3 separate regions of the Homo sapiens genome follow, and all the other regions are linked to region 1. Evidence: chromatin loops called from intact Hi-C (ENCODE). Cell type or tissue: GM12878. All regions are shown on one strand. Region 1 has its middle 280 kb from the start of LINC00662. Region 2 overlaps LINC02987 (long intergenic non-protein coding RNA 2987). Region 3 has its middle 340 kb from the start of LINC00662.

Region 1 (4,000 bases):
TGTTTTGTGAGTCACTTTTCATGTCTTACATAAAGTCAGCTTCTAACAGATTCAACAAGTCTGAACAAAAATAAAAGACCTACCAAGAAGCTGATGAGACCAGTGTCTCCCCTGATGGCTTTGGAAAGTGAGTTGTGGACTGAAGCCATTGGGCAGCATCTTATATATCACCTCACACATTTCGTAAATATCAGCCCCAAACGAAGTTTCACAGAAGATCCCGGCCCCTCCATCCCTGCAACCATGGATTCTGCACCACAACAAACCCTGGGGAACACCTCAGCATTCCACCTGGAATCAACCAGGAACAGGCAGCCTATACTAGTCAGTTTCATGGTCACCATCAAGGAGGATTAGTAAATAAACATGCTTGTCTCCTTACTGTCTAGTAATCAGTCTTCTTTACCTGTTTCTTATTGTATGTGTATCAACAGACAATTAAAATATAGTGAAAGGTGCCAATCTTAAGTGTATAGCTTGAATAAGCCTTTAAAATGTTATACCCCCACTGCGTCCTGCAACCCTATCAAGGTATGAGTCCTGTGTATCAACACAGAAATCCCCCCCAGTTCCTTTCCAATCAGTGTCCACTCGCCCTGACTCACGCAGCCTTGGAGAAGGTTGCTCTGAACACATCCCAGTTGAGCCTCAGCATCAAGGTCATGGAATCAATTACAATGTGCTTTCTGATCTCTGCCTGCTTTGCTCAAAGTGTTTTTGAAACTTATCTGTTCTTGTGTAGATAAGCAGTTCACTCTGTTTGTTTCGGTAATATGACATTTTATATTACTGAGACAAATATTACACAAAATATTTCATGGACATTTTGTTTATTTTCAAATGTGGGGTATTATGAATATATTATAGATATATGCATATGTCCTTTTGATCAATATGAGCTTTTATTTTCTCTGGGAGTAGAACATCTGGGTTGATATATGCTAATATTTTATGAAACAACTTTATTGAGCTATTATTTGCATGTCCTAAAATTCACCCAACTCAATTAATTTAAAACAAAATCTGCAGAATTAAACAAGCACCACAATTCCATTTTAGAACACTCCCATCACCCAAATAGGTCCCTCTGACTTTTCTCTACTGGCCGCATTTGACACAGTCCATCCCTCTCTCCCTGAAATGCCTCCACTACTTAGCTTCCAGTTCAGTGGGCTATTTTCTTTCCAATCTCACTGGCCATCCTTTCTGTTTCTCTGTTGTTGGATTCTATTTTTCTCTCAAACCTGTTACCATTAGCTTTGACTCATGAATGAGTTCTTGCGTCACTTTTGTTCTTCAGAAACTCATCCCCTTGCTGGTCTCACCTAGCCCCTTGGCTTTACATGCCACCCATACTGATATGACCTCTGTATTTATCCATTCCACACTCTTTCATTTAGTCTAGATTCATAGCTACACAGCCACTGCCACAACATCTCTATGTTGACATCTAACACACCAAGCCCAAGCTCTAGACCCCTCCCCTGAGCCCAACCTCCCTCATCCTCCTCTTCCATGAGAGCAGCTCCATCCCCACAGGTGTTCAGGTTCCCACTGTTTTGTTTTTCTTGACTTCTGTCTTCTCTCTACCTCATCTCCACTCCATCGGCAGAGCCCCTCTCTGTAGCTTCACAGCATGTCCACACCTGACTGCTTCTGTCCCTCCACCTATTCTACCTGGCCAGAGCCTGATCTCCTCTGAACAGGATGACTGTGCAGCTTCCTAACCATGCACTGCCTCCTGCCATCACCCCTGCAGTCTGGGGTTCTGCCTATAAGGAGTTTGGAAGTCACCATTCCATGTGATCTGGTTTGTCTGTGTCCCCACCCAAATATCATCTTGAATTGTAGCTCCCATAACCCTCACATGTCTTGGGAGGGACCTGGTGGGAGGTAATTGAATCATGGGGGCAAGTTTTTCCTGTGCTGTTCTTGTGATAGTGAATAAGTCTCACTATCACTTTTCTACCTATATGATCATGTCATCGGCAAATAGGGAGAGTTCCCCTGCACAGGCTCTTGCCTGCCACCACCTAAGACATGACTTTGCTCCTCCTTGGCTTTCCACTGTGACTGGGAGGCCTCCCCAGTCATATGAACTGTGAGTCCATTAAACCTCTTTTTCTTCATAAATTACCCAGTAATAAATTACCCATAAATTACCCACACTACTATTTATTCATAGCAGTATGAAAATGGACTGATACACCATGTTAACAAAAAGAACAAAGCTGAACAATCAACTATTCATCATAGATTCACAAAATAATTAAATTCATGGGGCAACTGCTGCTTTCAAAATTACAGAGACAGGAAAATGAATGCAGGGAGTCAAGACACACAAGTGCAGAAAGCTCTGTGGGAGCCAGGCTAGGGCAGGAGAGCTTCAGCTGCAATGAAGCTGCTAGAGGCTGGCTGTGGACTGGCCTGAGAACTAAAAACACCAGGGGCACTCAGTCATGGGGAAGCGAGATCGTTTTGTGGTTTTGACCTCCAGTAGCTCAACCAGGTTCTCACAGTAAATACTGGGGGGAAATACTCATGCTACCAGAATGCTCTGTGCTTAACAAAGTCTGTCCTCAGGCAAAACTACTTAACCAGAACCTAAGTTTTCTAAGATTTTATCAGAACCTCACTGACCTAGGTAGGGAAAGTGAGACTGGATCTCAGCTAGCTCCAGCCCTCTGTGTTGGGGGAGGGAAATGTCCAGCTCCAGTCCACCTTAGCTATCCTTTGCGACCTCGTGGGAGAAGCCTGAGAAACCCATGTGAAGTTCAGAGACACAGGCTCAATAAAGACTGAGATCTAACTGGAGAAATGCAGAACGCCTCCTATCCACATGCCACCCTCACTAAGTGTCCATCCATCAATGGATGAATAGATAAAGAAAATGCACTGTATATACTCAATAGGATATTACTCAGGCTTAAAAAGAAGAAAGCTCTATCATTTGCCACAACATGAATGAACCTGGAGGGCATGCTAAACAAAACAAGCCAGACACAGAAGATAAATTCTGCATAATCGCAGGATATGTGGAATCTAAAGAAGTTGAACTTACAGAAACCAAGAGTAGAATGATGGTTTCCGAGGACTGAGAGGTGAGGAAAATAGGGAGATATTGGTAAAAGGGTTCCAAGTTTCAGTTATGCAAGATGAATAGGTTCTGGAGATCAAAGGTGCAGCATGGTGACTAGTTAATATTACTGTATTGAATGTGTAAAATTTGCTGAGAGAGTAAATCATAAACGTTTTTACCATATCCCAAAAAGAATGATAAGTATGTGAGGTGAAGAACATGTTACTCAGTTTGATTGGGGGAAATCATTTCATGATGAATATGAGTATCAAAATATAACTTTGTATACTGTAAACATATACATTTTTATTTGTTAATGATACCTCAATAAAGATGGAAAAATGAATAATATTTTAAAAAAACAAACAAAAACCTCCCAAAAAAGAAAAGCCCAGAACCAGGTGGCTTCGTGAGTGGATTCTACCAAACATTCAAAGAAGAATAATAACAATCCTTATCAAATGCTTCCAGCACATGTAAGTAGAGGGGACACTTCCAAATGCATTTGATGCAGCTGGCATCACACTGATACCAAAGCCAGAAAAAGAGCAAGAAAATAAAGCCACAAGCCAGTATCCCTGATGAACATAGATGCACATATCCTCAATGAGACATGACCAGACTGAATTCAAAAGCACATTACAAGGATCATACAGCATGACAAAGTGAAATATATCTCTGGGATATGGGAGTAGTTCAGCTGATGTGAATCAATTAATGTGGTGAATACACAAACAAGGAAAAAGTACATGTGATCATCTCAACAGATGGAGAAAAACCATTTGACAAAGTTCAACTTCTATTATTGATTAAAAAAAACTCTCAATAAAATAGGTATAGGAGGAACATATCCCCCACACAACAAAGGCCGTAGGTGATAAACTCACAGCTAACATAATCAATGGTGTAAAGCTGAAGGCC
Region 2 (4,000 bases), 100 kb after region 1:
TGTCACCCATATAGCTATTCTCACTGTCCTGTGGACATTACTAGAGTGTTTGGTGGAAATGCTTCCCTAGCTCACCCTGCTTACAAGCTCCAAGGCTCTTCCCTTTACAACAGTCGTAAGGCCAGACTGGAAGAAAGCCCCCATGAAGCCCATGTTTCAGTATCATGTTGGCACCGTCTATGAGCAACCCCATGACTCAGCAAGATTTCTCGCACTCTCCTTGGTAACTCAAGTCCCACAGATTGCTGCTGTGGTTGTATGAGTGCCCCAGGAGCCTCTTGAGTGTGGTGGGCATTGTGTGATGCCTGGGCAATTTTTTGCATACTGCCTCAAGGAAACACTGGAGCAGCAAACTCATCAACCCAATTTCTAAACACATGCAACACTCCTAATGGGGAGGGCACAGGGATCTGTGGCTATTCTGCATCTCAAGTTTTCTATAAAAAAACAGACATTTAAATATAAGGGAGAAAACATCAGCAAAAGCAAATACACAATGTGTGACTGAGGCTGAGGCTATAACTTCTCCATAGTCCAGAGGCCCTAGACCTTAAGAGTGGCCAATTATTTCAACAGCCAGACATGTGTCCCTTAAAAAGAGACTGGAACTTACAGACAGCTTCTAAAAAGCCATAAAGATATTTACTGTGCTATGGTGTTCTGGTAGTGCACTTGTGAAGTATTTGCCAAAAACCACCAGAAAAATACTTTTCCATGTATGAGCAGAGCAGATTATTACAACAGTAACTCACCAAGACCTACCCATTAACAGTGAAAAGATATGAACTTTTATACTAAAGCTGGATATAAAGAAGTATGTGGTTTTATGTGTTTTCCTTATCTGCACACTGTAGCCTTTAAAAATATGTCTTAAAGTGTTACATTTATGGGAGCAAATAAGGTAATGAAAATGGTTAGAAAGTTCACAAAAACCTTAGAAACTCACATGTCTTTAATGCTAGTGTTCACAAAGAGCCTGCAGTATTCCCTATTCCATATAGTCACATCTTTCCAAACTTTGGAGGTGAGAAGAATGGCTCCCATGACAATCTCTTCCAGTTGGTCGGGCAAAGGTCTATCTCCACATAACTTAAGAGTCTTTCTATGTAAATATGCAAAATAGAGCACTGGCCTTTGATTTAGTTCACTTTAAGTGCTCTGATAAGAACTCTTTTGAATGACAGATTTCTTCTGGTTTTGACCAGAAAGTGTCTTTTATTCTTATGCTCTACATACTTTGCTTGGTCAGGCAAAGCAAGAGACCACATTACAATCATAGGTCAGATACTTCTGCTGCCTACTCTGCCTATGGGAATTTCCAGCCCAATTTCGGTGACAAGAATGCCTGCATATGTCAGCCAAGGCCACCATGAAGAGAGGCAGTGTCATCATCTTCACACTCATAAAAGGCAGCACACACTAAGGACCAGTGTGGATTGAAGTTGTTCAGGAAATACTCAAGTGCCTACCAAATGTAATGTCTCATACTTAGCTGGGAGGTAGATAGAAATTCTACAGGCATGTCAAGCTTGAATATATAAAACCCATGTGATAGTGAGCAAATGTTAATCTCCTTTTCACAAACACTAACCCTTTTGTGGTGCTAGCTTAAAAAACTGCTGGTCAAGAGAGCCTCCCAGTGGCCGCTGTGCAGAGCAGCATGGCAGGTGCAGGTCTCAGGGGTTGTAAAACATTCTCAGTATTCAGTTGCTTGATAAAAAACACATGTGTATAAAAGAATGGCCCTCCTCTCAGCCCCTATTTTCCCATCTTCATGATCACTTCATGAAAATTTATTCTCTCTTACATCCTGCAACTTAGTCAATTCTGTTGGTTTAAAGGTGGAAACAGCTGCCAGTTTCTGCATCCCTGGGATTCCTCTAAGCCTGCCGAGTAGTTTGTGAGACAATCTCATGAATTAGCACATGTTTGATAGTTTACATTTATCAAACATCTGCTTTACAAAGAATTGGGCAAAGTGAACAGCTGAGTAAAGATTAAAGGTGAGCTGTGAGGAGGTGTTACCTCAGAGGGTGCTCTGCAGAAGAGTATGTCTGCGAGCTACCTGAACTCTTTATGTCAAAACAAAGGGAAAAAGTTTATTTTATACGAGTTTATTTCTTGTCTGAAGGTTATGATCATCAGCTCAGATGTAGAAATGTTTTCCCCACTGATGCCAACTTTTCTCAGTGCAGTTGATCCCATTCCACTTTTGCAGAACACTGTTCCTACAATCACCTCTTTTTGAAGATTTTGTGCCTCTCTACTAGCGATTTTCCCCAATCTAACTGTGTTTCCTTTGTTCCCATCTCACTCCCCACTACTCCTCCAGCTGTGTCATCTCATTGGTGCTCACAGCACCATGCCCTCATGCCAGCTCCTCATCTTCCATCTCTCCTTAATGTACACTGCCTGCCCCACTGACATTACTCTTCCAACACTTCTCTTGCCTAGGTTTCTGGTGCCTTCACACTTACAAACTGGAAGTCTCCAGCCCAACAGTCAACCCCCCAAGCCTTTTCTAATCTTGTACAGGACATTGCCATCTGCCTAGCTGCTGGGGCCAAATACCTGCATTTGAGTTACCCTTCTGCAATGTCTCCAATGCCTGTTATGTCTGCCTTCACTGGTAGTCTGCCTGGGTTGATTATGAGCCACAATCTCTCATTGCTCACCTGTATCACTCTAATTGCTTTTTAGCCCTCTTCTCTGCCTCCAATCTGCCTCCCAACCATGGCCTACTTTCCCCAAAGCAGTCACCATAACCTCTTTATTAACAGCACTCACTTCCCTGCTCAAGATCTACATGAGTCCCCTATCAAACTGGAATAAAACCTTAACATCTTCCTATGGCCTGAAGCCAAAAGGCCCTGTGAGCTGTGGCCCTGCCTGTGTGGCCTTATCTCCACTGCTTCCCTTATTCCTCACTCTGACCACACTGGTCACCTTGCTGTTTGTTCTGTGAACACATGTGAAACACATTCCTGTCTCTGCTGCCTGTAATGCCAGCACTCCTTCCCTTCGTTGCTTTGGGCAGGTCACTGTTCAAATGTTGGCTCTCTAGAGAGACTCTTCCTTATCATTCTATCTAAAGTACTGAGCACCCCGACACTCTGAATCCCTTTATCCAGCTTCCTCTTCCTGCTATTTGACACTACCTGAAAAACTACTTGTGTCTCACTAGAACATAAGCTCATAAAGGCAAGAACTGTATTCAACCTGTCCTCCCTTCTACCCCAGCACTTAGAAGAGTGACACAGAGTCAGTATCCAGTGAGTGTTTATGGAATGAGTCACTTCTCGGCAGCATTCAGCACTGTGACCACAGCATCTTTTAACTCTTTTATTATCCTTTCCTGCTTTTCCTCCTCCCATTCTAGCAGCTACTCCTCTGGGGGCCTGTCCTTTACTCACTATAAGTCCTTACAGACCTATCGTCTCTCAATTTTCTTTACCTTTTTTAAGACAGGGTCTAACTTTGTTGCCCGAGCTGCAGTGCAGTGGCATGATCATGATTCACTGCAGTCTCCACCTCCTGGCTCAAGTAATCTCCCTGCCTCAGTCTACCATGTACCTGGGGCCACAGGCATGTGCCATAATGGCTGGCTAATTTCTTTCTTTTTTTGTAGAGATGGGGCCTCACCTTATTGCCAAGTCTATTCTAGAACTCCTAAGCTCAAGCAATCCTCTTGTCGTGGCCTCCCACAGTGCTGGGATTATAAGGGCGAACCACCACACCTGGCTTTATGTTTTCTTTTCTCAAGATATGGGTTCTCACCATGTGGCCTAGGCTGGACTCAAACTACTGGGCTCAAGTAATCCCCCCCAGCTCAGCCTCCCAAGTAGCTGGGACTAAAAGTATGAACCCACCATGCCTGGCTTGTCCAATTTTATTCTACACACTTACTCTGCATTTGAACAGCTGCTATTACTCTTCACTCTGCATCTCTACCACAAATTCATGCTCTAGTCCCATATATCCAAATGATGACTAGACACTG
Region 3 (4,000 bases), 54 kb before region 1:
ATGACGTGATGGAGCCACAGACTGATGAGAGTTGAGCCACCCTGGAATCAACTATCCCGGGTTTCTGTATGTGAGGAATTAAATCCCCCTATCTGAGCCACTTTAGGTTGAAGCCATTACCTTTGGCCAAAAACACAGGCACTGACACAGTGAGAGAAGGACTGTCTCACCTGAAGTGTGTATTTGCTCACTCGCTGAGGAAATGGCTGGTAAAGCAATGGGTGCCATTGAAGGGGTGGGTTGCCCCTCCACACCTGTGGGTGTTTCTTGTTAGGTGGAACGAGAGACTTGGAAAAGAAAAAGACACAGAGACAAAGTATAGAGAAAGAAATAAGGGGACCCAGGGGACCAGCGTTCAGCATACGGAGGATCCCGCCGGCCTCTGAGTTTCCTTAGTATTTATTGATCATTCTTGGGTGTTTCTCGGAGAGGGGGATGTGTCAGGGTCATAGGATAATAGTGGAGAGGAGGTCAGCAGATAAACAGGTGAACAAAGGTCTCTGCAGCACACACAAGGTAAAGAATTAAGTGCTGTGCTTTAGATATGCATACACATAAATATCTCAATGCCTTACAGAGCAGTATTGCTGCCCGCCTGTCCCACCTCCAGCCCTAAGGCGGTTTTCCCCTATCTCAGTAGATGGAACATACAATTGGGTTTTATACGGAGACATTCCATTGCCCAGGGACAGGCAGGAGACAAATGCCTTCCTCTTGTCTCAACTGCGGAAAAGGCATGCCCTCCTCTTATACTAATCCTCCTCAGCACAGACCATTTACGGGTGTCGGGCTGGGGGATGGTCAGGTCTTTCCCTTCCCGTGAGGCCATATTTCAGGCTATCACATGGGGAGAAACCTCAGACAATACCTGGCTTTCCTAGGCAGAGGTCCCTGCGGCCTTCTGCAGTGTTTGTGTCCCTGGGTACTTGAGATTAGGGAGTGGTGATGACTCTTAAGGAGCATGCTGCCTTCAAGCATCTGTTTAACAAAGCACATCTTGCACAGCCCTTAATCCATTTAACCCTGAGTGGACACAGCACATGTTTCAGAGAGCACGGGGTTGGGGGTAAGGTCATAGATTAACAGAATCTCAAGGCAGAAGAATTTTTCTTAGTACAGAACAAAATGGAGTCTCCTATGTCTACTTCTTTCTACACAGACACAGTAACAATCTGATCTCTCTTTATTTTCCCCACATGCCATCCACTCCCAGTGAGTGTTTGCAGCTGAACTGTCAGCCTCAGGCCTGTAAAGTTGAATAGATTTGTTAGTGAACAACACTCATAACCTTATCTCACCCATATCATGATTTCATTTGTCCTCTAAATCTTCCTCTAGATGGTGTGGAAATAAACTCTTTAAGACACGTAAGCAGAGCAACTGCAGAATAGGCAGGGAAGTGCCGTGGCCAGCCCACCCACAAACACCATAATCAAGCAGCCTCCCTCCTGTGCCTCCCTCCGGATCTCTTTCTGCTCAAGGCAGACTCACACTGCTGTCTTTTGCAAGTGTATTTACATCATACTTCCTTCTAAAGCCAGGCCAAGAATTCACCTGCAGGGCCTGCGAAGATGCTGTCACATCTGTGTTTAGAGGCTTCTGAGATTTACAGAGTAGATTTTCCTGGCCCCACTTGTTCTCTGGTTGAGACAGGTCAAGTGGACCTTTATGACCCCTCTTGAGGTGGCTCATTCTTGAATGACAGCTGCAGTCTCTCTTGGTGGCTTGAAGGTTTTTACTGAAGGCCATGACCTAACAACAAATGATTAACTTGGCATGTTGAATTTAGACTTTCTGGTTTGAGTCACAGAAAATGAGATCAGAGTAGATGATTTTCACTACTTTCGCTTCATAAACATCTTTTTGAACTTATCTTTATCTTTAATTGCAGAAAAGTTATTTTTAAAAGTTATTTTAAGAGAGAAAGCTATACAAGCTTTCTTCTAAAGTCAATGTTAAGGGATTTATCACTGTAAGTGACATTTTTTTCAAAGCTATGTTGGTGAAGATTTAAACTCAGGGGTTGAGAAGGAAAAGATTAAGCAGATGTCACTGTTTGAGTTGAGGCTGTGCTTTGCAAATCTTCTTCCCCTTTAGCAATAAAGACAGAAGTAGTGATATTGACATAATCTGCATTCAGATCATCAGAATTTTTTTGGTTCATAACATGAATCAAATACAGCTTGGCTCGATTCAACGCAACCCAGCCAGAATAATGTTTTGATTTCTTAATCTTACTCTTCTTCCTAAAAATGATATAATGGAGAGCTACCAGAGTCAGATTCCTCCTCCTTAGTGGACATTAGGAGAAACCAAGTCAGAGTGATTACTGCCCCATTTCCCTTTGACTTTGGGAATGAAAATAAATTGTCTCAGCTCTTATAGACAGCAGTGTGTGTATTAGGCCATTCTTGCCTTGCTATAAAGAAATATCTGAGACGGGATAATTTATAAAGAAAAGAAGTTTAATTGGCTCACAGTTCTACAGGCTGTACAGGAAGCATAACACAGGCATCTGCTGCTGAGGAGGCCTCAGGAATCTTCCAATTATGATGGAAGGTGAAAGGGCAGCAGGCTTCTCAGCTGGCAGCAGCAGGAGAAAGAGAGAGGGAAGGTGCCACACACTTTTAAACAATCAGATCTCACAAGAACTCACTCACTATCAAGAGAACAGCACCAAGGGAATGGTGCTAAACCATTCATGATGAAACCACCTCCATGATCCAACCACTTCCCACCAGACCCCACCTCCAACAATGGGGATTACAATTTGACATGAAATTTAGAGGGGACACATCCATGCTATATCCATGTGCATATGGGCAGGGAAGTTTGCTAAAGGTGTGAGTACTGAACACAGTAAAGGCACTTTCATAAGTGATGGTGGTTAAGGCTAACGGCCCCTCATTCATGAAGCTTAAATTCTTTTCCACTTAGAAAGACATTCCAAAACAGACTCAACTGAGATTTTTTCTCTGCCTCTTCATGAGAGGTGAAATTATAGTGATCTGAGAATCTAAGCCATAGTCCAGAAGGAATCTTCTGTAAGCCACACCCATCCCAAGGCAAATGAAGCCCCAAGCAAAAGTCTTCCATCCTGGGGCCAGGGTGGTGGTGGTGGAAAATGAGGGCTGTGTGAGTGATGCCATTTTTTTTCTTTTCCTTTACACCCATGCGCTCAGTAGGCAGGCCTTTCCTCCTTTTTCAAGAACCTGATGTTAAGAGGGCTTAACTGGAGGATGAGCTTGAGAATCTTGGAATAAGCCTCTTATGAGCCACAGCAATTGGCATAGAAACCAGGCCGGCTCACACCTGACAAGGGGTTGGGTAACCATTGACATCTTAAGGATTTCCAATTGAGAAGCTCTCCCAATGAAGACCCGGCTTGCACAGGATGGAGTCTTTTTTTTTTTTTTTTAGTTTATTTCACACACATCTGTTGCCTATTCTTGGTTGGATTCTGCTCTGGCTGCTGAGCACATGGCGATAAAAGCCAGAAAGACATAAGAATGAGACTTCCAGTGATGGAGGAGAGATGGAGTTAACTAAGTAAACATAACCTGTATTACTTAACCCTGGAAGTATCATTTGCTGTGGAGCTCAGAGTGCTGGGTGTGTGGGGAATAGGGCAGCCTGACTTGTCCTGAGGTTCAGAGAAGGCTCTCCTATTTGATGGAAATCTGAGATAACTAGAAACTGGCAAAAAAAGAAAGAGTTACAGGCAGAAGCAGGAGCACAAGGAACGAGAGACAAATGTGTATTTGAGGAATAGAATGTATAAAGGGCACCTTGGTTTAGAGCCTGGAGGGTGATGCAAGTGTTACAGACCCAGGACACACTCAGGGTTACATGAGGAAGACCTCAAAGGCCACGGTGAAGAGCTGAAAAGAGCCTGTTAACAGAAGTGGGAGGCGTTTTAAGCAGAGTGTAAGATTAGGTTACTGTTCTTCGACAATCACAGCAGTTACTATGTGTAAATGGATTGGAGAAGAAAAGACAT

The links. A loop is a pair of places that touch in the nucleus more often than their neighbours do. Peaks named below come from ENCODE experiments on the same cell type or tissue, not always from the same donor. Only the 100,000 strongest peaks of a DNase experiment are listed, where the experiment ranks them.
Region 2: a loop joins it to region 1, with 14 times the contacts of the local background. A loop is called at or near these places in 1 of 110 quality-filtered maps.
Region 3: it touches region 1 in a loop (12-fold over the local background); 1 of 110 quality-filtered maps calls a loop at or near these places.

Annotation. Positions count from the first base shown.
Region 1 is chr19:28,073,441-28,077,440 of GRCh38, reverse strand. No RefSeq gene overlaps it. Among named protein-coding and RNA genes, the nearest start is that of LINC00662, 280 kb to the right of the region's middle. RefSeq lists enhancers at 1,657-1,766, 1,857-1,916. In GM12878, no CTCF peak of the experiment used is centred here; a DNase peak (open chromatin) is centred at 2,490; H3K27ac peaks cover 1,918 bases.
Region 2 is chr19:27,971,809-27,975,808 of GRCh38, reverse strand. The region is part of intron 3 of LINC02987 (long intergenic non-protein coding RNA 2987); the gene reads right to left. Among named protein-coding and RNA genes, the nearest start is that of LINC00662, 180 kb to the right of the region's middle. In GM12878, a CTCF peak has its summit at 1,652 (motif pointing left); a DNase peak (open chromatin) is centred at 1,408; H3K27ac peaks cover 340 bases.
Region 3 is chr19:28,127,827-28,131,826 of GRCh38, reverse strand. No RefSeq gene overlaps it. Among named protein-coding and RNA genes, the nearest start is that of LINC00662, 340 kb to the right of the region's middle. RefSeq lists an enhancer at 746-1,291. In GM12878, no CTCF peak of the experiment used is centred here; a DNase peak (open chromatin) is centred at 1,746.